3 separate regions of the Mus musculus genome follow, and regions 1 and 2 are each linked to region 3. Evidence: chromatin loops called from intact Hi-C (ENCODE). Cell type or tissue: left cerebral cortex. All regions are shown on one strand.

Region 1 (8,000 bases), 400 kb after region 3:
GAATACAAACCATGTTTAATATTTGGAGGCTAGAAAACTGGCCTAATGGTAATGCTGTTTTACATAAAGTTTTTGTCTGTAATTTTTAAATCTGGATTTAGAAGTTGAGGATAAGAATGAGGAAGGCTAAGGAGCACCGGCAGACACCCCAACATGAGGGGTGATGGTGAAGGTAAGAAATGGTTGGAGTCTAGATACATCTTTTTTTTTTAAAGATTCATTTATTTCTTATATGTAAGTACACTGTAGCTGTCTTCAGACACTCCAGAAGAGGGCATCAGATTTCGTTACAGATGGTTGTGAGCCACCATATGGTTGCTGGGATTTGAACTCGGGACCTTTGGAAGAGCAGTCGGCACTCTTAACCACTGAGCCATCTCACCAGCCCCTAGATACATCTTAAAGGAGAGTCCATTAATATTTTCTGATGTGAGGGAGACTTGGGTTTCCCACACAACACTACAGTTTTCGGCCTAAACTCCTGGAAAAGCTAAAAGCACTTAGATGAGATAGGAAAAGGATCCTTGACCTTGGCACACTGGTGGTGTCTGGCACCATGTGGCTGAGGCGATGTAAGCTGTTTAAGTGAAGATCATGATGGTCCCTTACACTCATAAGCATGAGGGGTGTGATGGAGCCCTTTGTGCAGGAGGATTCCTGGCCACTGAGGCATGCCCAAAAGGGGGCACTTTTCTTGAAACAGAAAAGGGGTTAAGAATGGGAACTATAAATTTGGGGTCTCCCAGGGCCTGACACTATTTTCATCTCAATGATGAAAGTTCAGGAATGGATGAAGCAGCATGAGCCAAAGAAAACCTCATCTAGGTTGGCGGGGAGGGGCTCAGCACACTGTAGAAAGGAGCGTGTGCAGTGTGGAAGCCTGACTAGTGTACCCAGGAGACTCCAGACAGTCCAGGGACTGCCAGGAGAGAGACAGGGCCTCAGCTGGTGTCAAAAGGATGGCCCTCTGACCTCTCACTAGGGAGCTGTGCTACAGTTTTCAACAGGCTGGAGGCTGTCGCTAGCAAAGTGCAGTCAAGACTATTGGGTTCATAATAGCACCATCATCCCTTCCCCGTTTACCTTCTTTAAAACCTGGTATTCACATTTCAAACTAGAAATGTGGGTGACCTAGGAAGATCTGGGAGGCTTCTGTGGGCAGATGGCACCAGTGGCATCACGAAGGGCAGCTGTGTCAGAACACAAGCATCCACCTACCTCTCAGAAAGGGAGCCATCTAGGTCCGTCTCTCAGTCCAATCAAGGGAAGAAGAGGGGACTGAGCCATGGGGGAAGGCAGAGTTTTCTAAAGGTGTCACTGGGGACCCCCCACCATTCTTCATTGAAAGCAGTAGTTGAAACAGCCCAAGAAAACCAAATGCTCTGAAGGACCCACACTAGTCAATCTTCACACTTGAAGGGAGGCATCTGACCCTCGGACTGTTCTTCAGTGAAAATGGAGTAGCTCCTATCTGAAGGGACTCCGGTGTGAGAATGACAAGCTGGCCAGGTGGACTGCCCATGCAGGGGGAGAGGCTCACGCCAAGTCTAGAGACTTGGTTTCCCAGGTTGAAACTGCCACTGAGTCTTTCTTGACAAGTCACATCACCTCTCCATGTCACAGTCTCTTCATCAACAAAGTAGCACAATGGTTCTCTAACCTCTTCAGGTCATAATTCAGTTTATTTTGACAACAGGATAGAGCTTTAAATGGAAGAACATACCTTGCAAGCTAGCAGGTTGCAATGAATGGCCCATAAATTACCGTTGCCGTAGTCTAACGCTGTCTGAAAGTGTCTTGAGTGACACAGTTATAGCAGCTAAGATGTGCTGCATAACAAGTCACGCATCCTTTAATTGGTCACTTATGGCTTTTTCCAAGTCAGCTGGGTGATTCTGTCCAACTCTGAGTAGAACTTGGCCAACCCTGACTTTACATCTATACATGGTCAACTTGCAGGTTTCTGGTAACTCTGGTCAGCTCTCTCCCACACACCCCTGATATCTGTCCAGCAGCCTGGCTCAGCCCTGGTGGCAGAGACCCAAGGGAGACAACGGCCGCTCTGAAAGCTTTTGCTGGGACTGAGTTTGATGATGATCTGGCACAAGCTTGCCAGTCAGACCTGAAGTGTCCCGTGGAGGCCTGGGAAACTATCGTGTTTCCTACACAGTTGCTACTAGGGAATGAGTATAGGAATGAACGCTAAGAAGGCTAGGAAATCAACACACAGCAAACACTTGAACTGGGCAGGAGGGATTCAAGAGGAAAAAGGCTTAGTCATACATTAGCTAGAACTTGTCCCAGACAGCCTGGGCCTGAGTGACCAGGAAGATAAGATCTGGTGACCATATTATGCAGCCAGGTAGGGCACTGGTGTCAGAGATGCTGAGGCAGCAGGATACCAGATGGCTGGAGGAGGTGAAGGACCCAGAGCTCGTACTGTGCTTCTATTGCTCAAACACCCATCTTTCAAATTCAATCCCACATTGCATAGCTGATTTTCCAACTTACTTTCCCCATTTTAGAATTAAGTTCTCTTTCCCAATGTCCTAATTAATCAATTGTGTTAAAGAAAACAAATAATCTGTAGGGTACTTAAAAAGAAACTGAAGGGCTGGTGAGATGGCTCAGTGGTTAAGAGCACTGACTGCTCTTCCGGAGGTCATGAGTTCAGATCCCAGCAACTGCATGGTTGGCTCACAACCATCCTTAATGAGAAACAAATTTAATTAATTAATTAACTAATTAATTAATAACCTATGGGTGGGAGTGAGCGGGGTAGGAGCAAGCAGGGCCGGAGCGAAAGGAAAGGGGGGTGGGAGGAGGGAAAAAAAAGAAACTGAGTAAGACAAAAAAGAAGAGTTATTATTCCCATTTCATACTTGAGGCCAGTCCTGTGCTTAGTAAATGGCAGCCAGAACCAAACAGAGGCTCCTATTTCCAAGGTCATTGCTCCGTCCTTTGGTCTATACTGATTCTGGCTCTGGGTGCAGGGAATCCCTCAGGCATGCATGTATGGAGCAGCAATATGAAACAGAGAGGAGCAGGCACCGTGCCTGGAGCATCCTGGCAGAGGGAGTCATAAGACAGACAGCGTTGCATAGCTGACAAGAAGCTGCACCCTTCCGGTGCAGGCTGGGTACCACTCCATGAGGCAGCTGCTGGCTAAAGATTATGACGCTGCAGCACAGCTTCAAGCTTCAGCATCTTTTCAGGGCTGGCAGCCTCCTAGGAATGCTCGATTAAAATCGGCGACCTCCTGGGTACCACCGAGGCAACGGTGGGACTCTTCACCTCCGCAGCTTCTCCTTAGACAGCGCAGTCTACTCTCGTTACAAACGGGGAAGCTGCCGAGGCGCGTAGCTATCACAGTGTGACTGTCAAATATTAGGTATTTACAGCTGAGAGAAATCATATGTGGCTACACAATGTGTCTCAGGAGCTACTAAAAGAGCATGGTAATACAGAACATTCTGGAAGGGAGAGTCTGTGACATTCACCGGATTGTCAGAGAGGGTTCTCAAACCCAGACTGACAATAGTTTACAATTCCTTTTCCATGTCCTACCCTTGCTCTGAGCCCAGGAAGAGGGGACATTTATTTGTACTAAGCCATGCCGCTTCTTGCCATCCATATCCGTCCTCTAGAACAAGGGGTACGCAAGAGATCCCACTAGGACCAGCTCAGAACATTTCCTTGCCTGTGTCCCGGATATGAAGTCTGAGCCAAAGCCGCTGGGAGTACAGAGACAACCTCTAAACCTTTTGAAAGTGTGGAAGGGGCTGATTTTTAAATTTGCATATTCAAAGACAACTAATGAATAGCTTCATTGCATCCTTCAAAATGAGTATTTTCTCAAAATCTCTGAATTGCCTTCTTTAGAGATTAGGTGCTACACCCGTGGCACTTGGGAACGCATAGACAAGCCCTGCTTTGTGCCGAAGGAAATCCTCTAGTGTCACCTGGTGGCCACAACATGTCACTGCACCCTTCACAACAGATTTGTGCCAGTTCTTTTTTTTTTTTTTTTTTTTTAGGGGATTTAAAAAAATTTTTTTATTAGATATTTTCTTCATTTACATTTCAAATGGTATCCCAAAAGTCCCCTATACCTTCCCCCCACCCTGCTCCCCTACCCACTCACTCCCACTTCTTGCCCCTGGTGTTCCCCTGTACTGGGGTATATAAAGTTTGCAAGACCAAGGGGCCTCTCTTCCCAATGATGGCCGACTAGGCCATCTTCTGCTACATCTGCAGCTGGAGACACGAGCTCTGGGGGTACTGATTAGTTCATATTGTTGTTTCACCTATAGGGTTGCAGACTCCTTCAGCTCTTGGGTATTTTCTCTAGCTCCTCCATTGGGGGCCCTGTGTTCCATCCTATAGATGACTGTGAGCATCCACTTCTGTATTTGCCAGGCACTGGCATAGCCTCACAAGAGACAGCTATATCAGGGTCCCTTCAGCAAAATCTTGCTATCATATGCAATAGTGTCTGCGTTTGGTGGCTAATTATGGGATGGACCCCTTGGTGTGACACTAAGGAAGTGAAAGATCTGTATGACAAGAACTTCAAGTCTCTGAAGAAAGAAATTGAAGATCTCAGAAAATGGAAAGATCTCCCATGCTCACGGATTGGCAGGATTAATATAGTAAAAGAAAATGGCTATCCTGCCTAACACAATCTACAGATTCAATGCAACCCCATCGAAATTCCAACTCAATTCTTCACTGAGTTAGAAAGGGCAATTTGCAATTTGTGCCAGTTCTTAACCCCACTCATTTCTGCTAGCCTGTGTATTGGCACCCAGGGACTTTGTAATCTTTTAAAATGGTGACAGAGACAGGGCCAGGCCTCCTTTCTCACTGCCCAGCTCTGTCCAGTTCTGGGCAGTGCCTCCCTGTGACTCCCCATACTTTACCTTCTCCCTGTGCCAGCAATATCCCATCCAAAGTACAGATGGGACAAGGGCGACTTCTCTGCCGCCACTGGGAATTTCCCTCTAAGCAGCCTCCTTTACTCAAAGTGATCATCTTGACTTTCTAGTCTCCTGAAAGTCCTGCTCACACACTATATTCAGGGCTCACCCTGTGGCGCCCCTGCATATGTGAGAGATCACCTCATCCACGGAACTGTGCAGCCCAGATTGAAGCCAACAGTGTCCCGTCATATCTGTCTGCGCGACCAACTGTCTGACTGTTTTCTGGATCCTGGGGAGAGCAGGCTGTGGTCCTGTGTGCTGAGCTCACACTCAAACCTGAGCCCAGCTAGTACCTCGCTAACCACAGAGCTGAGGGTGTGGCTTACACAGGGGCACCTTAAAAGCTTTGAACTGTAAAGCTCAATATGGCGTCCAAGATTGAAGGTGATGCCTTTGGGGGTGTTGGTCTCACCCTTTGCTTGCTTTCCGGTTTTTGGTGTATTGAGGCCTCATTGGTAAGGTCTCAGTCTAGGATGGACTGAAACTATGGCATTTCTCCCCAACTTAGCCTACCAAGTGCTGCGGTTACAAGCATGCGTCACCACATAAAGGTGAGTTTACAAGGGTTTTAGTGTAAAGCATTTTGGTGAAAAGGAACTGCCATGCCCAGAAGTGTTAGCCTCAGGGTTTGTGTGTGTGTGTGTGCGTGTGCGTGTGCGTGTGCGTGTGCGTGTGCGTGTGCGTGTGCGTGTGCGTGTGCGTGTGCGTGTGCGTGTGCGTGTGCGTGTGCGTGTGCGTGTGTGTGTGTGTTTAGGGTAGACGTCTGCGTTATAGAGCACTCTGAGAGCCAGTCTAAGAACTTCACAAGAGCCAAATCACAACAGGCTATGTATGCCTATCTAGGGACGACATGAGTCTTGAGAGATCCAGCAGAGGGTGTGGTAGGCTGAGAAACATTAAAGAACACAGTCCCAGGAAATGGCACGGAATCCCAGGAGAGGCCATCCACGGTGCAGATCTCTGGCCTGTCAGTTCAGCGGGTAGCAAGCTATCTGGGTGGTTCCTGAGCCATACTGAAGAACATCGGAAGGAAGTGATGAAGAGAGACGGGCAGAAATGGTGTGGCAGCCGAGCAAGGTGGCACGTGCCTTTAATCCCAGCACTCGGGAGGCAGAGACAGGCAGATTTCTGAGTTCCAGGCCAGCCTGGCCTACAAAGTGAGTTCCAGGACAGTTAAAGCTATACAGAGAAACCCTGTCTCGAAAAACAAGAAAAAAGAAAAAAAGAAAAGGTGTGGCATAGAAGGGGCACGCAAGAAGTAGGAGCAGAAGAAAGGAAGCAAACACGTAAAGAGGCACTCTGAAAAACACAAAAGCAGAGCCAACAATACGGTTAAGTGAGGTGCAACTAGATACGGTTAAGTGAGGCATGAACAAAAGAGAGCCTGACTGGGCAGGCTTAGACACTCAGGCACCTTCAGGATGTCTGGGACAAAAAACAGGGAGCAGAGGGTACACACCATCAAGGTGGGAGAAGTACTCTGTCAAGAGCAGTGGTTCTCAACCTGCGGGTTGCGCCCCCTAGGGGTATTGAATGACCCTTTCACAGGGTTCCCCTGCAACCATCAGAAAATACAGATATTTACATTATGAGTCATAAATATCAAAATTACAGTTATGAAGTAGCAACAAAAATAATTTTATGGTTGGGGTCACCCCAATATGAAGGCTTGTATTAATGGGTCACACACAGCATTAGGAAGGCTGGGAACTGCTGTTCCAGAGACTCCACTGAGGAAGAATGTGGGGGGAGACTGCAGGACAGCTGGAAGGGGACACATGGCGACAGAGAAGGATGATGCATTTGTGTCAGGAAAACTGAAGTCTCTGTGCCGTGAGAACGGGCAGCCACATCAGTGTCTGCAGAGGGCAGAGAGGACGAGGCTACCCTAGGCTGGGGCTGGGAGAGGGACCCTGAACCCAAGGGGGAGGGTCCTCCTTCAGTGAGCAAGTATGCAAGAGGAAAAGTAGACGCACAAGCCAATCCAAAGGTTAAGTAAAGGTAGGGACGCTGAGAACGGCCATATGGCAGAAGCTGACCTGGTGAGATTTCAGTTGATCCAGAGCTTGATGAAATAACAACTGAGCACAGACTCAAAGACGCTGGGCATCTAGAGTGGAGATGGGCTACACGCTGGCTTCAACTATACAAAAGTAAATGATGCTGTTGGGTTCAAAGTGCAAGAGCAAGAGGGTTGACTGGGGTTCAATAATAGCAGCCAAACAACTGCAGCATCGGTGGACGGCGGCCTCTGTTGTGGTTTGAGAACGAGAGATCCTCCAAAGGCTCATGTGGTGTGCTCTGGGTTCCCAGACTGTGACACTATTGTGAATCGTAGAGAGCATTCAGGAGCTTGGCTGGCACAAAGCAGTCAATAGGGAGGGCCTTTGAAGTCTTCTCTGTCTCTATGTGTCTTTTCCTTTTTCTCTGTGTCTGTGTGTCTGTCTGTCTCCATGTGTGTGTCTCTGTTTCTCTGTGTCTGTGGGTGGGTGTGTCTTTCTCTGTGTGTCTGTCTCTCTCTGTGTGTCTCTTTCTTTTTCTGTGTCTGTGTGTCTGTCTGTCTCCATGTGTGTGTCTCTGTTTCTCTGTGTCTGTGGGTGGGTGTGTCTTTCTCTGTGTGTCTGTCTCTCTCTGTGTGTCTCTTTCTTTTTCTGTGTCTGTGTGTCTGTCTCCGTGTGTGTGTCTCTGTCTCTCTGTATATCTCTGTGTCTGTGTGTCCATCTCTGTCTCTGTGTCTCTGTGTGAGTGTGTCTATCTCTCTCTGTCTCTCTCTGCCTCTCTCTCCGTGTGTGTCTGTCTGTGTGTCAGTCTCTCTCTGTCGCTTTCTGCCTCTCTCTCCTGTATGTATGTGTGTATGGCTGTGTCTGGCTGTCTATGTGGGTATATGTGTGTACCCTGTATATTTCCTGGTACTACTCTGTAAGGCAGTCACCCTCCTACCATATACAGAGCCACATGCCCCTGCCAGGCCTCCCCACCTAGATGGACTGAGATTTCTCTGAAATTATGAACCAAAAC
Region 2 (8,000 bases), 500 kb after region 3:
AGAAAGTGTCCCCCTTTCCTGAAAATCCCATTAGTTGAGTTGTCACCCCCAGCATGACAGAGTAGCACACAGAGAGAAGCATGGCTGGGGGTGGCTCAGGCTGGCAACAGAGTCCTGCAATCGCTTGCCTTGTATGCTCTGGGTTCAAGCTTCAAGGCCCAGCCCTACACACCCAATAAACGGTGGCAGGACAAGCTGTAGCTAAGGGACAGTAGTTGATCACCAGCACAGTTCGAATTATCGTGCTGGCTTTCCTGGTGAGTCATCTTGAGGATGCCACCAGGCTCAGTAAGCTTAAGTCCTTCACCTCTCAACTGGACGCAAAGCCCCATCAGGCTGCCTGTGTTATTAAAATGAAATACCATAATCAGAACATGTCTAGCTAAGGGCAGGAGGCCAACCCAGGCCAGCTGGCCTCCTTTTCCTTGGAATTCAGTGTGTCATATCCTCACTCATTTCCTGAGGATTAAAGATGTCAAATAAAAAAATAAAAAAGCCAGAATCTGAGAAATGCTTAAGAGAAGTGAGCTGGCAGGAACTGTGTGGCTCTGATTAATCAGGCACTGTGTACTTCACATGTTCCAGCTCCTGGCCCTCACTAACTTATTTATGCCTCCTAGAAGCCTTGAAGGACATTTTCGGAGTGGCTTACTGCTATGCCCATAGATTACTGCACCTCTCAACTCAAGCTAGAAAAACATCTTTCTTCAGAAGATAGAGATTAACCCAAAGACCCACACTGGTCAAGTTGCAGAGAATAAGACTGCTCAGGCCTAAATGAGATATCTGTGTCATACCCCTGGCAGGCCAGGGTTCAGGGATCTCTGCGGAAGAGGCAGGCAGAAAGTGATGGATGCCTACAGGGAGGCTCTCTTCTGGACATAACTGAGCAACTGCGCACATGTGATACTACGCATAAGACCTTTGCAAGCCCAAGCCAGACAAAATCCCATCATGGGGAAGGGAGATAGGCACAAAGTCTCACCCTAACTGAAGAGATATTGGCAATTGAGAGCTTTTGTGAAAAGGTGAGTCAGTTTAATTTAAAGGTGCCGCCTCTGGAGGGCTAACCACACTCCAGTGAAAGGCCGCATGCCCAATAGTAACACAGGCTAAACAGATTAGATCTGTAGGGTTTAAGAAAGGAAGGAAGGGAAGGAAGAAAGAAAAAGGAAGGCGAAGGAAAGGAAAGGAAAAAGATAAAATAAAATAAAATAAAATAAAATAAAATAAAATAAAGGAGAAAAGTCACAAAGTTGAGTGAGCAGGGAAGGAGTGGATAGATCTGGGAGAAAGAGATGGGAGAGAGATGATGAATATGATCAAAATACATTATAAAAATATAAAATGAACTAATAAAATGCAAAAAAGAAAGTGAGAAAGGAAGAAAGAGAGAAAAAAGAAAGAAAGGAGGGGAGGAAAGAAGGGAAGGAGGGAAGGAGAAAGGAAGGAAGGAAGGGAGGAAGGAGGGAGGAAGGAAGGAGGGAGGGAGGGAGGAAGAGAGGGAGGGAAGGAGAAAGGAAGGAAAAGAAGGAAGGAAAGGAAGGAAGGAAGGAAGGAAGGAAGGAAGGAAGGAAGGAAAAGAGAAAAGCTGAGGCACATCATGTCTTAGGAGCAGGTGTGGAAGCACAGTTAATGGTCTCAGAACTTAAATGTAGCCATGTTTTCTGCATCCAAGCCTCCTTATTAAATAAGAATACAATGACTTCTCTACCCTTAGCCCGGATTCACATTGTCCCCACATCTGAGATTTCATAAACTTATAGGATGTCATGGCTAGTTTTAGGGATTACCAAGTCCTACCTCTTTGTTTCACAGATATGGAGTCTGAGGCTTAAATTGATGCAAGGGGAGAAAATGTTGCCTGACCTGTTGCTCTCTATGCTGGGCTCCTTGCTTATTCATAGCCTCTGCCCAGGCACCTCCTTCCTACACCCTAACAATACTGTAGACATGGGGAACAGGATGTGTGAGATTACAGCTCTCACACAGCCTCAGCGCCTTGCCAGCTGCCAGGAGGTTGAGGTAGATCAACCAAGAAACCAGGTAACCCATCACAGAAGCAATGCCCTCCACCTCAGCAGCACTCCCACCCTCTCCCTCCGAGGGAGCCATTTCAGCCCTTTCTCCTCCAGCAGAGGATGATGCCCTTGGCAGGGCAATCTTCAGCACCCTCACCTCAGCCTCTCTCACTCTCTCCTCATACTGTGTCCAACAGGAACCATGGTCATCGTCAGTGGCTGGGGGAAGCAGTTCTTACAGAGGTTTCCAGAGAACCTGATGGAGGTGAGGTATAATTTATATCCTGCAAGCAATCATTTCCTGGCCACGCGTTGGGCCTCCTGCTGTATACTGCCTGCTCTAGGATTTAGAGGCCGGGAGGAAGGAAATGATAAAAGATGGGGGCCAAACTCAACTTGAAAATTTAATGGGACTCAAAGTCACAGAAAGTTTGATATGTTTGTTTAACTGGTCATGGGCTCCAGCCTCAAAATACCACTCTATGTGTCTGGCATAGAGTAAAAACCTCAGAATACAGAAACTCTCCCAGAACACAGCGAGTGCGGGTACCCAGCAGGCTCGTGATTCATCTGCACACCACGAAGACTGCATACCAAATTAGCAAGAACAGGCCAGGCTCCAAGAAGCACAGTCCCTGCAGAAGTGAACTTGACCACTGCATTTGAAAGCCACCCTCCTATGATTTCAGAAATGAATCCTGAACTTGACCTAAGGAGCCATGGCTCCAAGTCTGGGGCCCGAGCAACATCCTCAGTCCCTGAGTCATTGTACACTTCTAGGTGAAGGGGACTAGAGATAGCATCAAACTTCCTAAATTTCTTCTAAAAACTGCCTGGCTCTTACTTTCCTGGGTTCTATTATGGGCCTGTGTTCTAAACTCTTCACCATATTTAAATCCTTGTACATATGTTATCTCATCACAGTTTAAAATTTTGACTGTGTAGCAATCATCCATTGTTTCACCCGTGAGCTTCCAAGTGGTTACATGCTGTCTCCTGTGAACTAGCTACAAGATTTGCCAGGGAAAAGGGGGCAAAAGGTTCAAGATGGCCTCCCAAAGGATGAATAGTAGTTAGTCAGTGACGCCAGCACATGCTGACAGCATGTCCTCATGACATGCCTTCCTGTCCCCACTTTCCTAGGAGGGCCATCCCAAGGAGAATCTTCATGTTCCTGTTGGAGACAGTGTTATGTTATATGTTATATGTTATATGTTATATGTTAGATGTTAGATGTTAGATGTTAGATGTTAGATGTTAGATGTTAGATGTACCCTTGTAACAAGAACCAACAGAGGGTGTGTGCTAAGGGGAAATGTTCCATTCAGTTCTTATAGTGAGGGAAAGTAATAAATGAGAATTGGCTACAGAGCCAGTGTGGTAGGCTGTCTCAGGACCTAGCATTTAGGCAATGGACAGATGAAACATCTGTAAAAGATATTTGTTACTCTTGCAGAGAACCCAGGTTCAATTCCCAATACCCAATACCTACCTGTTGCCTCACAGCTGTCTGTAAGTGCAGTTCCAGAGAATCTAATGTCCTCTTCTGTCCTCCACAGGTACCCATTATGCATGTGGCACACAAACATACATGCAGGCAAAACCACATAGTGTAAAAAAATAACATTCTTACTTTTCAAAGATACCTAGTATACAGAACTTAGCATCTTGATCATCCATTTCCATTGAGAAACTGTTTATGATTAGTTTGTCAAAGAACTGTGAATTCCATCTTTAAGATAAGGTATGGGAGTCTCAGTGCTCTAAGAAAGATCTCTCTTTCTTAAAGTCACATGCACCAGCTTCCAGAGCAGAGATGAAGGAGGCATATACAAACCGACACGGTGTTTCTATATGCTGTCATATTTAAAGCTGGTATATCCTAGGCAAGTATTGTCTCCATATTACAGACAAAATAAGTGAATCTCACTCTGGCAAAGCTGCTTTACCAGGGTCTGTACCTACAGCAAGTCTGTAGCTGAGGCTGTAGCAGAAAATGAGTCTCCAGTTCTCCATTCAGCCATGCCTTTCCATGTACCACGCGGCAATTCCTGAAGCCACATGTAAGGCCTCTGGCAGCCCGCTCAGAGCTGTCAGAGCAGCAAGGGCTCCTAAGCGAGGTGTGAGAACCAACCACAGCTTTGTGTTTCAGATTGAAATCCCAATTGTAAACTCTGACACCTGCCAGGAGGCCTATACCCCATTGAAGAAGAAAGTGACCAAGGACATGATCTGTGCCGGAGAAAAGGAAGGTAAGAGAAGAACCCAACAGCTATACACACACTGTGAACCTGGGGTGGACACAGACAGCGGAGATGGGAATGGGAGAACAGAGGGAGAGGGGAGAGAAGAGGTGGGGGAATATAGAACTTTTGCCATCCCTTCCTGAACCAGCCCTTTCTGACATCATCTTGCCTGACCTATAGAGCACAGCTTTGGATCCAATGGTCTGCTGCACCCTCCAGTGGCTAATTGTCTGAACTACAAGTCAGACACAGGTTTGTGCTGGGAAAGGGGCTTTCTATTTATTTTATCTGTATCTCCCTTTCGTCTAGGGGGGAAAGATGCCTGTGCTGGTGACTCTGGAGGCCCTATGGTGACCAAAGATGCAGAGAGAGACCAATGGTACCTGGTGGGCGTGGTGTCCTGGGGTGAAGATTGCGGGAAGAAAGATCGCTATGGAGTCTATTCTTACATCTATCCCAACAAGGACTGGATCCAGAGGATCACTGGGGTGAGGAACTGAGTTCGAATCCCAGCCCAACACCTGCTGTATGGTCAGTCACCAACAGAAGATCAGTGAATGCAAGCAACCTTTCCTCCCTGGTCCTCAGTCTTCACTGCTCATTCCTGGGTGATACTGGGATTCGTTGAACCACCTTTCCCTGGTCTTTATAGAGGCAGAGTAGCAAAGCCAGCCAGGCTGGATCCAGGCTCCATCACTCAAAATTTTTGTAATGATGGACAGCTGACTGCCTCTTTGGGTCTGTTCTTCAACCATGAGAAGCAAGTGGTCAGACCTTATCTACCTCACAAAACCGTGCTGAGGAGAAAGTTAATACATACATAGTACTTAGCCTAGTGTTTGACCTAAACTATGTTTTCTAAAAACTGTGACTTAGCAAAAGGCGTCTGTGTCCACGAGGCAGGTGGAGGTCCCTTATAAACTCTTGATAGGGTCTTAGGGATGATTAGTGCCACCCCTCCACCACCCTCAGCCCTTGCTTTAATCTGTCCCCAAAAGTCTAAGCTTTTTCACTAAATGCCATCCTCCTAAGCCCAGCCCCATTCCCCATAAAAATGCAAACAAAATACAATTCTCAGCCCTATGACGTGACCCCAGTTACACAGCCAGCAATGTCGTTCGGCACTTGAGCTAAGTACCAAATGGTAAGAGAAGCGAGGCTGAGAGGAAATGGGGGTTGTGAAGTCTTATCAACCCTTGTCTCTCATGGGACCCTCACTACAAGTCTTTTCTTCTTGTTTTGAAGGTACTTATCAGCCCTGACATTCTAGAATCCAAGGGAGTCGTGTCCCCTGTGATGAGTTAGATTCAGAGTAATTCAAAAGAAAAATGTTCATTAGGTTCAAAAGACAAAATTTTCCTGCTGTCCCTAAAATTCCCACAGTGATCCACCATACTCAAGTGCAGCCAAAGATCTTCCCCTTGCTCTAAATAGAGTGGCTTTCCTGAGCCCCATCCCCCTTCTCGCCTCTAAGCATGGGCAGCAGAAGGCAGGCCCTGGCAGGCTCCTCTCTCTCTCTCTCTCTCTCTCTCTCTCTCTCTCTCTCTCTCTCTCACACACACACACACTCACTCTCTCCTTCTCGCTCTCCGCATCCCGCTCTCTGCATCCCAGCTGAGCTTAGGTTGCCATTTCTCTGATTCCTGTCGCTTTGTCTCACCAAACTGAGAACACTGTGTTTGAATAAGTTTTTAGAAACCTTATCCAAGACAAGATTTTTAAACAAACAGAAGCCCAACCCTGAATTTCTGTGTATGAGAATTGTTCTTCATAGAAGACTTTGACCCTCGACCTGTATTGCTGCTGCTAGTTTCCATAAAAATCTCTGGTAAGTGAGGTAGACAGTGAGGAATGAGGGCTTGTGGGTATTAAGCCCAAGGCTCCACACTCAGGGACAACACTTTGCCCCACTACCCCTCTGAGCATGTCACTCTATTCCTACACGCTTGACTACTATTCGAAGAGATGGCCGGGACCCAACAATCAGATACTTCTCAAGGAAGCTGCTACTCTATTTTAGTTCCTGATGAAGACTTTTGATGCAGTTTTGAAACTGCTTGGAGGCAATGCGCCTGCCCCTCCACAGCTCTTGCTGAGCAGTCTGTTATACAGGTCATAGTGACTGCTGCTGTGGCCTGCTGCAGTGAGAAACATATGGGTCATGGCTTCCAGACATTCCTGGTGGAACTGTGACACACATGTGACTTCTATATGGGGATGACCCCTGACAAGTCTATTTTAGAGAGGCATGGAGATAGAAAAAAAGCCCAATTTTGTACATAATTTAAGGAGGGGAACGCCAAGAATCAGCCTAGAGGGTGATGACCTTCAGAAAGTGAGCATTTCTGCAAGTGAGGCCAAGGAAACTCTTCTAAAAAAACAGGAGTCTGCATCCACTCAGATACCACCAGCCCCTCCCATAGTAATGATATTTCCAGAAAACCAGCATTCAACATGAGAACCAACATCTAAACAGGCCTTTCTCCAAAATTCTTCATCCAGAACTAAAATAGCGTATTTATCCTTATCAGAACACCAGCGCTTTAAAAGCTTCAGGTTTCCCATGCAGATACCAACTTCTGGCTGGGCACAATTTATTCTATTTATCCTCCAAATTATGACTTCATCTTGAGAAAAATAACTAAATATACCATGGAACTTGAACCTTGTCCTATAAATGCCTGTGACATGATGTGTACTCAAACCATTCTTACTCATGGTTTGAGTAAGAATGGCCCCCACAGGCTCACATATTTGTATGCTTGGTCACTAGAGAGTGTTGATATTTGAAAAGATCAGATGTCACCGTACAGGAGTGGAGTGGCCTTGTGGAGGAAATGTGCCACTGGAAGTGGGCTTTGAGGTTTTCAAAAGCCCAAACCAGGCTCAGGGGCTCTCTTCCTGCTGCCTGTGGATAAAGATGTAGGAGTTTTGGCCAATTCTCCAGCACCATGTTTGCCTGCATGCCACCATGCTCTTGCCATGATAAAAATGGGCAAAACCTCTGAAACTGTAAGCCAGCCCCATTTAAATGCTTTTTTTTTTTTTTGTAAGAGTTGTGTGGTCACAGCTGTCTCTTCACAGCAATAGAACACTAAGACAGAAATCTAGTTTCTATTATGGTCCAAGAAGCCTGATCACCTAAAACTAGAGACACAGAAGGAAGGTATAGCCATAGAGTCTATCTTGTCTAAATTCATAACCTTATGCCAACCGACTCACTACCTTCACATCCAGCCAGTTCCTAAGCAACTCTAAAATGTGCTGCCCATAAAAAAGCCTGTCTTCCAGGCAACTGAAATCTACCTCCCGAGAAATTAATTTGTATAATGAAAGCTGTGATTTTATACTGCGAGCACTGGTATTAGCAGTGATGATCATGCCTGGGATTCATTAGTCAAAGAAGTTGTTATTCTTATGGGAAACTACACATTCGTTCCAATAAACATCTGCATTGAGTCAAAGAGCTCTGTTTGGCTTGTGGACTTTTTCATGCACTGATGGGTCTGGTAAGTTGTTTACATGTTTCAAAAATTTGTTCTATTCGATTAGGATCAGTGTACCATGAAAAGAGAAAAACTGATGGGAAGGTTGACTTGTAGATTCGAAAGCATGTCTTTGGTTCTATTGATTCATTTTTTCAAAAAAAAAATCACCATTGTCTGCAAATTATCAGGATACCATAAAGTCAATGTCTCAGCACATAAATTATATTTCTCAAATACCACCCACA
Region 3 (8,000 bases):
TCTCTCTCTCTCTCTCACACACACACACACAAGGAGAAAGTCAACTGGGCAACCAGCTCTCATATATCTTTATATCCTAGCGGGATACAATATGGTTCGATACCTTATTCTCCAGCCACCATGCCTTCACCACCTTGACAGTTTATACTCCCTTGAACTGTGACCTGAAATAAACTTACCTCTCTTTATCTTTCCTTTTGTTGAAGATTGGGTCACAGCAAGGAGAAAAGTAGCTACTACAGAATAGTGGTGTCAAGAAGTGGTCCTTGCTGTGACCGTGCTCAGCTCCTTTCTGTGCAGATGATGTTATCGCAAGCTTTCAATCCTGAACATAGAGAGAGCTTCAGGACATTTTGGTGTGGTCTGGTACAACTTTGTGACATCCTCATTTCTCCATCTCGGAACGGGAATGCTTACTCTGTGCATTCGTTATCTATCAGAACTATGCAAATAGGATTTCTCTAAAGTAGAACTTACAGCTAAGAGATTGCCTTAAATCTCAGAAGAGACTCGAGCTTTGGACTTTCAAACAGTGTTGGAACTGCTAAAGGCTATGGGGACTTAAAGTTGAACAGAATGCCTTTTGCCCTAGGAAATGCCCTTGAGCCTTCGGGGACAAGAAATGGAAGGGTAGGGCTTCCACATGACATGCTTGGGTGTCAAGTTGTTGAGGGGTGGACCTGAAATAGCTACTATTGATTATCAACTTGACAATAGCTAGAACCACCCAGGAGACAAATTTCTAGGAGAGTCTATGAGGAATTAGCTAAATTATGTTAATTGAGACAGGAAGACTCACTCGAAATGTGAGTGGCTGGAGTTCTAGATCAACTAATTAACTAACTAGCGACCTAACTAACCAACTAACTAACTATCTAACTAACTAACCCCTTCCTCCCCTAAGTAACTTATTAGGTATGCTTGTCACAACAATAAGAAAAGCGTGACACTAATTGCTATGTAACAAATCTGTTTGGAAACAGTGGCATGTTCTCAGACACTCCAGATAAAAATCTCAAACTATGAATTTTGAAAGGGACACAATTAAACTCACAACAGAGACTGCTTGTAAAGTTCTCACAAATGGCCCCAGCATCACAACTCTTTCTCTTGTGTTTCTCCCACACACTAGAGGTCCAGGGGTTTGAGATTTGAATTCCTTCTTGGGGCCAGACAATTGGCCTTGGGGACCTCCCAGGAGCTCACCAAGGGCTTCTTGCCTCAGAGGAGGAGAGACAGAGACAGTGGTGCTGGCCCCAGCCCAGTAGATGCTTTTTTCCAATTCTAACTAGTTTTGTCGTTTCTACCTTTGGTGGGCCTCACAAATAAACATCAGTGAACAACATAGTGTTTGGTGAGCAAGGGCACTTGGGTTATACAGACATGAGAACAGGTCAGCCTCAAGCTGGTATCTATGAAATAGAAACGATCTGAATTTTATAGGATACAGCATTTCAAGATGGGTGAAAATCCCTTTCACTGGAGACTATGGTTGCTCATTGCATTTCAACTTGTGAAGGCAATCCCGGGTTTACCAGCCATCACAGCCAGGAGAGCTTTACGCCTAAGGGACTCTTTAACATGTTGCTACTTGTTATTGTAAGTGTTGTAAGGTGGTCTGGCCAAGAAGAGTCTGCAGTTCAATTCCTTTATCATTTGGAAAAGAACACCAAATGCCAGAAAGCAAACATAGTCTCTAAGGCCTGAGACCGATTTCCAGATGCTTGTGGTAGGCATTTCTGTTATAGCTGTGGCCTTACACTGCTATGATTGTCTCCAGAAATCTTACCCAGCCCCTGAAGCAGTGGTTCTCAACCTGTGGGTTGCAAACCCTTTGGGGTTCATCAATCTCTTCAGAGGGTTGCCTAAGACCATCATAAAACACAGCTACTTGCACTGCGGTTCATAACAGTAGCAACACTACAGCTATGAAGTAGCAACAAAAGTAATTTTTGTAATTTTATGGTTGGGGGAGGGTCACCACAACATGAGGAACTGTATTAAAGGGTTGCAGTATTAAGAAGGTTGAGAACCACTGCCCCAAAGGTTGTCTTTGTCAAATAGCCTCATTTGTCTGACTGCTTCTTTGGCAAAGCTGAAGGGAGAAAGCTATGACCAATGGGTGAGAGACACAAAAAAAAAAACAAGCTCAGCCTGACTGGAGAGAAGATTTTACAGTAAATATCTAAAGATGGAATGGGCTGTGGGTGACAGCTTGTGGTAGTCAGCTTTCTGTTACTGTAATAAACACGCAAGATGATCAACTTATGATAAGAAATTAGTTGTTTTGGTGCCCTGTGATCACAGCTCCATCATCATCACTGCGCTCTTGCTTTGAGCCTGTGGTGGCATGCACGATGCATTGACCCCAGGAGGTCAGAGTGGAGATCTGCTGCTGTGAGTCACAAGAGAGAAGGGCCAACATCATGATAGTCTCAACTCCTTTTGGGGTAGAGACGGGCAGAGTTGCATTATAGGGTTCATGTTGGTTTTCTTTCCTCTTTTTATATAATACCCTGGGCTGGCTTCTCACATACCATTTTTAGTTTTTAAATCACTCTGTCTCTGTCTGTCTGTCTCTCTCTCTGCCTGTCTGTCTCTTTCTTTGAGAGAGAGAGAGAGAGAGTGTGTGTGTAGTACACACATATGGATCGGGTGTGTGTATCTGTGCATGTGGAGGACATGAGGTGTCCAGGCCCAATTACTTTTCATCTTGATACTGTCACTGAACATGGAGCTAGGCTGGAAGGCAGAGAACCCCAGCCATCCTCCTGCCTCCACCTCATGTAACACTGGGATTAAAAGAATAGTTGTCCATGCCAGGCTGTTTACATGGATACTGGGGATTTGAACTCAAGTTGAACCGCATGCTTTCAGAGCAAGCACCCCTACCAGATGAGGCTGCACCCCCCAACTCAGCCCTTTTAACATTCATTTCATTTTCTTTATTTTTATTTTATTTTATGGCAGTGAGACAATTCAATGCCCCACCTGCTTATGCTGCTATTATTTCTGCCTGGCACACATGACCCATAGTCACACAGAAAGATACACAATGTCTAACACAAGAGTACTGCATCTCTGCCTGGCTCATAATGTTCTCTGCTTACCCCTTCTTAACTCACGGCAGACCTGGCCCAATGTGGACCCAGCAATGGTAGTGCGTTTAAGGATTTCAGATGTATCCCGTCATCCACTGTCGCGTCCGCTCTCGACCAGCAAGAACGACACGACCACCAGTTCTTCTAACAGCAGTTTATTCAGCAAGCTTCAGTCATCATCTCTCGCTTCATCTTTTTCTCCCCTGAACCCCGGGCCTCTCACTCTTATATACTCTCAGTCCCCATTCACTCATGGCAGGCCACATCACCTCACCAGGCACACAGCTTCAGCCAATCAGGGTGGCAGGGGCGCGTCTCCACCAAATATGGACTTGTTTACACCGCCAGCATCATGGTGCACCTGCGCAGCTTTCACAATGGTCATGGCAATTTTCAGGTGTATGAGGAAGTCAGGTGCAAGTCATAAGAATTAGCTGCTGCCACACCCGCTCCTCACAATCCACTTGTTTTTGAGGTAGCTATCACTTTTTATCTTATCCTGCCCTCAAACTCACAGCAATATTTGGGCCTCAGCTCCTCAGTGCTGATATTACAGGCATGGAACACCACTCCCAACTCTCTGCTTGGTCTTTACTTGTATTTTATTTGTTTTTTACTCTCATAGATGTGTGCTGTATTTACAACATTTCCTCTTTCCTCTCCTCTGTCCAAGCTTCCTATACCCTGCCACTCTCAAATTCATAACATCTTATTTCCTTTATCATTCTTACACACACACACACACACACACACACACACACACACACACACGTATAAACACAGCAATGTTGTTCTTCTGTGTATGTTTGTATGGCTGATGACTTGGCATAGGATAACCAATTGGGATTACCAATTCATCCTAGGCTGATTTTCCCAGTTTTAGCAACTCTTGGCTTCCCATTTTGAGACTAGTTTTACTTGTGTAGTCTGGAGAATGGCCACAAGGTGGCAGTGTAGGACAAGCAGTGGCTATTTTGCCCCCCCCCCCTTCCCCACTTCCCCAGTGTAAATCAGGCCCAGCTGTGTTTTGGAATTGTTCTCCCTCGAACCCCTTTGTCTTCTTGTAGCTCATTCACCCCAAGTGACTAGTGGTTCATGGGGTGCGATTTAAGGTCCCACTTGAGAGCGTAAATTTCCACTCTGGCTGTCTTTGAATTGTAGGTTTCTAGTTTTCCTTGATAAACGTGGAAGTCCTGTCCCAGTTCTCAGCCAAAGGAGGCCATTCTCTACTAGAGCCCTTCAAATAATACTGCTAATGAGCATAGTGCTCTTTCTAGGTCAGCGAAGCACTGTCGGATCCAAGAGCTTTGATCCTCATCACAATCTTGCTGGCTAAAAAAAAACAAGACAAGAAAACCCCACCTTATCTGACAGGAGCAAATGGAGATTGGAAGGAGCTAAGAACGCTGGGCTGGGTGATGGCCAACCTTGGGCCCCAGGGGGCAGAGCCACTCCTTGGAACACCGTGCCCCTGTTTCTGCACAGTCCTGGGCACAGCTTTTCTATTGTACAGCATAGCTTAAGATAATGGAGCCTCTCAGAATTGAAAGGTTTTGGGGAGTGATAGTGCGAACTCTGGATGGAGTCAGAGCGGAAGCCCCCAGGAACACCCAGAATTCACCAGCTTTACGGTTACCAAGGCTGTGGAACTGGCACACCTCTATTGCTACCCTTCAGTGATGGCCAGAAGTGCTCCCAAGAATCATTCAGACCATGCCCCGGGCTGTGGGTGGCTGTAGAGACTTAGCAAATCTTTGCTGCGGATCGTGCACATGGTCCTAGCTCAAGATCTCCACTGTTGACCAGCTTCAGGCGTTGCTGGGGAAGTTTGTTGTCCTCAGGCTTGGGTTTCTAGCTGCAGCCTAGAAGACCACACTGGCGATTTCCAGAACAAGCTCCCTCCCCTACGTGCTGGCTGTCAAAGTTTCTTTTCTGTTGCTGTAATGAAATACTCTACAGAAGAAACTTAATGGACAAGACGTTTGCTCTTTCTCACACTTCCAGGGTACAGTCCACTGTGGCAAGAACTAGAAGCAACTGTTAAGATCACATCTGCACTCAGGAAGCAAAGAGGGGCCCTTGAATGCAGGCTGCTAGGGAATGGTGCCACCTACAGTGTGTGTGTGTGTGTGTGTGTGTGTGTGTGTGTGTGTGTGTGTGTGTGAATAGTGCCACCTACAGTGAGTGTGTGTGCATGTGTGTGTGTGCATGGTGCCACCTACAGTGTGTGTGTGAATGCCACCTACAGTGTGCATGTGTGTGTGAATAGTGCCACCGACAGTGAGTGAGTGTGTGTGTGTGAATGGTGCCACATGCAGTGTGTGTGTACATGTGTGCATGTGTGTATGAATGGTGTCACCTGCAGTGTGTGTGTGTGCATGTGTGTGTGAATGGTGCCACGTACAGTGAGTGTGTATGTGAATGGTACCACCTACAGTGTGTGTGTGTGTGTGTGTGTGTGTGTGTGTGTGTAGGGCCTTCTCAGTGCAATTAATGACATGAAGACATTCCCCCACAGGCACGCCCAAAGGTCCATCTCCTAGGCGATTCTAGGGTCTGTAAATTGACTCTGATGCCCCATCTAAGTGGGTGGACTCTGAGACAAGGGGCTGTGCTCACTGGAGTGCTCAGGAAATGTCAATCACTCACTGAGACCACAGAGCTCCAGCTGCTGAAAGGCAGCTCTCTCATCTCTTGCTCCTGGATCAGCTACTCAGGACTGGATTCTTCTCTGGCCATTGCTTCTGATGCCACTGAACCTCAGAAGGAGCTAGTGCATGCCACTAGCAATCCACACTATGTTATTTTACAATTTATGCTTCAAAGTCTCTGTATAGGCAACATTTTTTTAAACTCTATTGAAATAGATGTTTCCAAAAGGACAACCTAATATTTCTCTAACTTTAAAATTAAGATATATTCCTAGGCAAATGGATGGACCTGGAGGGCATCATCCTGAGTGAGGTAACACAATCACAAAAGAACTCAAATGATATGTTCTCACTGATAAGTGGATATTAGCCCAGAAACTTAGGATACCCAAGATATAAGATACAATTTGCTAAATGCATGAAACTCAAGAAGAACGAAGACCAAAGTGTGGACACTTTGCCCCTTCTTAGAAATGGGAACAAAACACCCATGGAAGGAGTTACAGAGACAAAGTTTGGAGCTGTGACGAAAGGATGGATCATCTAGAGACTGCCATATCCGGGGATCCATCCCATAATCAGCTTCCCAACGCTGACACCATTGCATACACTAGCAAGATTTTGCTGAAAGGACCCAGATAGAGCTGTCTCTTGTGAGACTATGCTGGGGCCTAGCAAACACAGAAGTGAATGCTCACAGTCAGCTATTGGATGAATCACAGGGCCCCCAATGGAGGAGCTAGAGAAAGTACCCAAGGAGATAAAGGGATCTGCAATCCTATAAGTAGAACAACAATATGAACTAAACAGTACCCCCTGGAGCTCATGTCTCTAGCTGCATATGAATCAGATAATGGTCTAGTTGGCCATCAGTGGAAAGAGAGGTCCATTGGTCATGCAAACTTTATATGCCTCAGTACAGGGGAATGACAGGGCCAAGAAGTAGGAGTGGATGGGTGGGGGAGCGTGTGGGAGACTTTTGGGATAGCATTGGAAATGTAAATGAAATAAATACCCAATTAAAAAATAATAAAATTAAGATATATTGAATAGAATGTTGAAAAACATCTATGACATACACAATATTACTAAAGAATATTGGTAGAGCAATCAGACTGTGCAGAAACATTAAATAGCTTTTAAATCCTAAAATAATTTGCAAGTACAGAGAAAGAGCAGATAAGGCCAGAATTCTTGCCTGTCTCCCCAGCGGTAATATGGTAGATGCCTACTGAACGTTATCAAAGTGAGACTCACATGGTATCGTTCACAGACCTAACCAAGAGTATTACCAGTTTTACATGTGCTTGTGTGTGTGTTTGGCTGTATGTTTGTGTATGCATGTGAGTGTGTGTTTGAGTGGATCTTGTATGTGTGCATGCATATGTATGGTGTATGTATTTGTGTGCTCACGTGTGTAAGGGTATCTATATATATATGGATATGTCTGGGTGTGTAGGTATGTAGGTATGTGTGTATATGTACATGTGTATTTGTACGGTGTGCCTGTGTGTATATGGGTATATCTGTTCGTGTGTGGGGGCATATGTGTGTATGTGTCTGTGTGTATGAGTGATGTGAGCTTTTATGCATTTTTCTCTATGGAGCTTTCCAGGACAATCACAGTACACAGATGCTCCATGCCCACTAAGGTCTCTTGTTCCCTTTGCCTTTCGCCTCTATCCCTGACTTCCTGCAGTCACCGGTTTGTTCCCCATTCCCATAGCTGGAGAATTTAAGAATGTTGTCAGTGACATGCCACTGTGTCACTTCTTGAGCATTTGCTGTGTGTCAGGAGCTGGTGTGAGCCCATTTGGTTCTGTCCCTAGTCCGCTGCCCTAGTCTCCACTAATCTTCATGGTTACAGACTTCTCACCAAACTGATGTGGGCAACAGCTGGCACAGCTGGGTTTCACATCTAGAGCTGCCTTTACAGTCTGGAGCTTTAATTACAAAATACAACCTCTCTTCAAAGATACAAGGTAGATTTTAAAAATTCATCTCAGCAAATGCCTCTTATATGGATGTCTGTGAGTTCAAGGCCAGCCTGGGCTACAGAGTAAGTTCAACAATAAAAACATTCAACACAGAATGTTATGATTATAAGAGATTAACAGTAGCCTCAAAAAAGCTCCATGGGTTGGTACCACAGTATACATTTCCTAAGAACAATAAAACATTTATTAAAAAAAATAAAAATATAGAAAAGTTGTATTTGTTTTTTAACTCAAAACTTTTTAACTTATGG

What was found. Hi-C counts contacts between places; a loop is a spot of excess contacts. Peaks named below come from ENCODE experiments on the same cell type or tissue, not always from the same donor. Only the 100,000 strongest peaks of a DNase experiment are listed, where the experiment ranks them.
Region 1: it touches region 3 in a loop (10-fold over the local background); 24 of 42 quality-filtered maps call a loop at or near these places.
Region 2: a loop joins it to region 3, with 8 times the contacts of the local background. A loop is called at or near these places in 22 of 42 quality-filtered maps.

What each region holds. Positions count from the first base shown.
Region 1 is chr16:23,546,485-23,554,484 of GRCm38, reverse strand. It overlaps a transcript of Rtp4 not described here. Among named protein-coding and RNA genes, the nearest start is that of Masp1, 30 kb to the right of the region's middle. In left cerebral cortex, CTCF peaks have their summits at 3,141, 3,964 (motif pointing left), 5,845 and 6,522 (motif pointing left); DNase peaks (open chromatin) are centred at 3,138, 3,939 and 5,914.
Region 2 is chr16:23,449,149-23,457,148 of GRCm38, reverse strand. It overlaps a transcript of Masp1 not described here. Among named protein-coding and RNA genes, the nearest start is that of Rtp1, 24 kb to the right of the region's middle. In left cerebral cortex, a CTCF peak has its summit at 4,490 (motif pointing left); DNase peaks (open chromatin) are centred at 2,591 and 4,477.
Region 3 is chr16:23,949,945-23,957,944 of GRCm38, reverse strand. No RefSeq gene overlaps it. Among named protein-coding and RNA genes, the nearest start is that of Rtp2, 23 kb to the right of the region's middle. In left cerebral cortex, a CTCF peak has its summit at 4,031 (motif pointing right); DNase peaks (open chromatin) are centred at 4,069, 4,291 and 4,912; H3K27ac peaks cover 629 bases.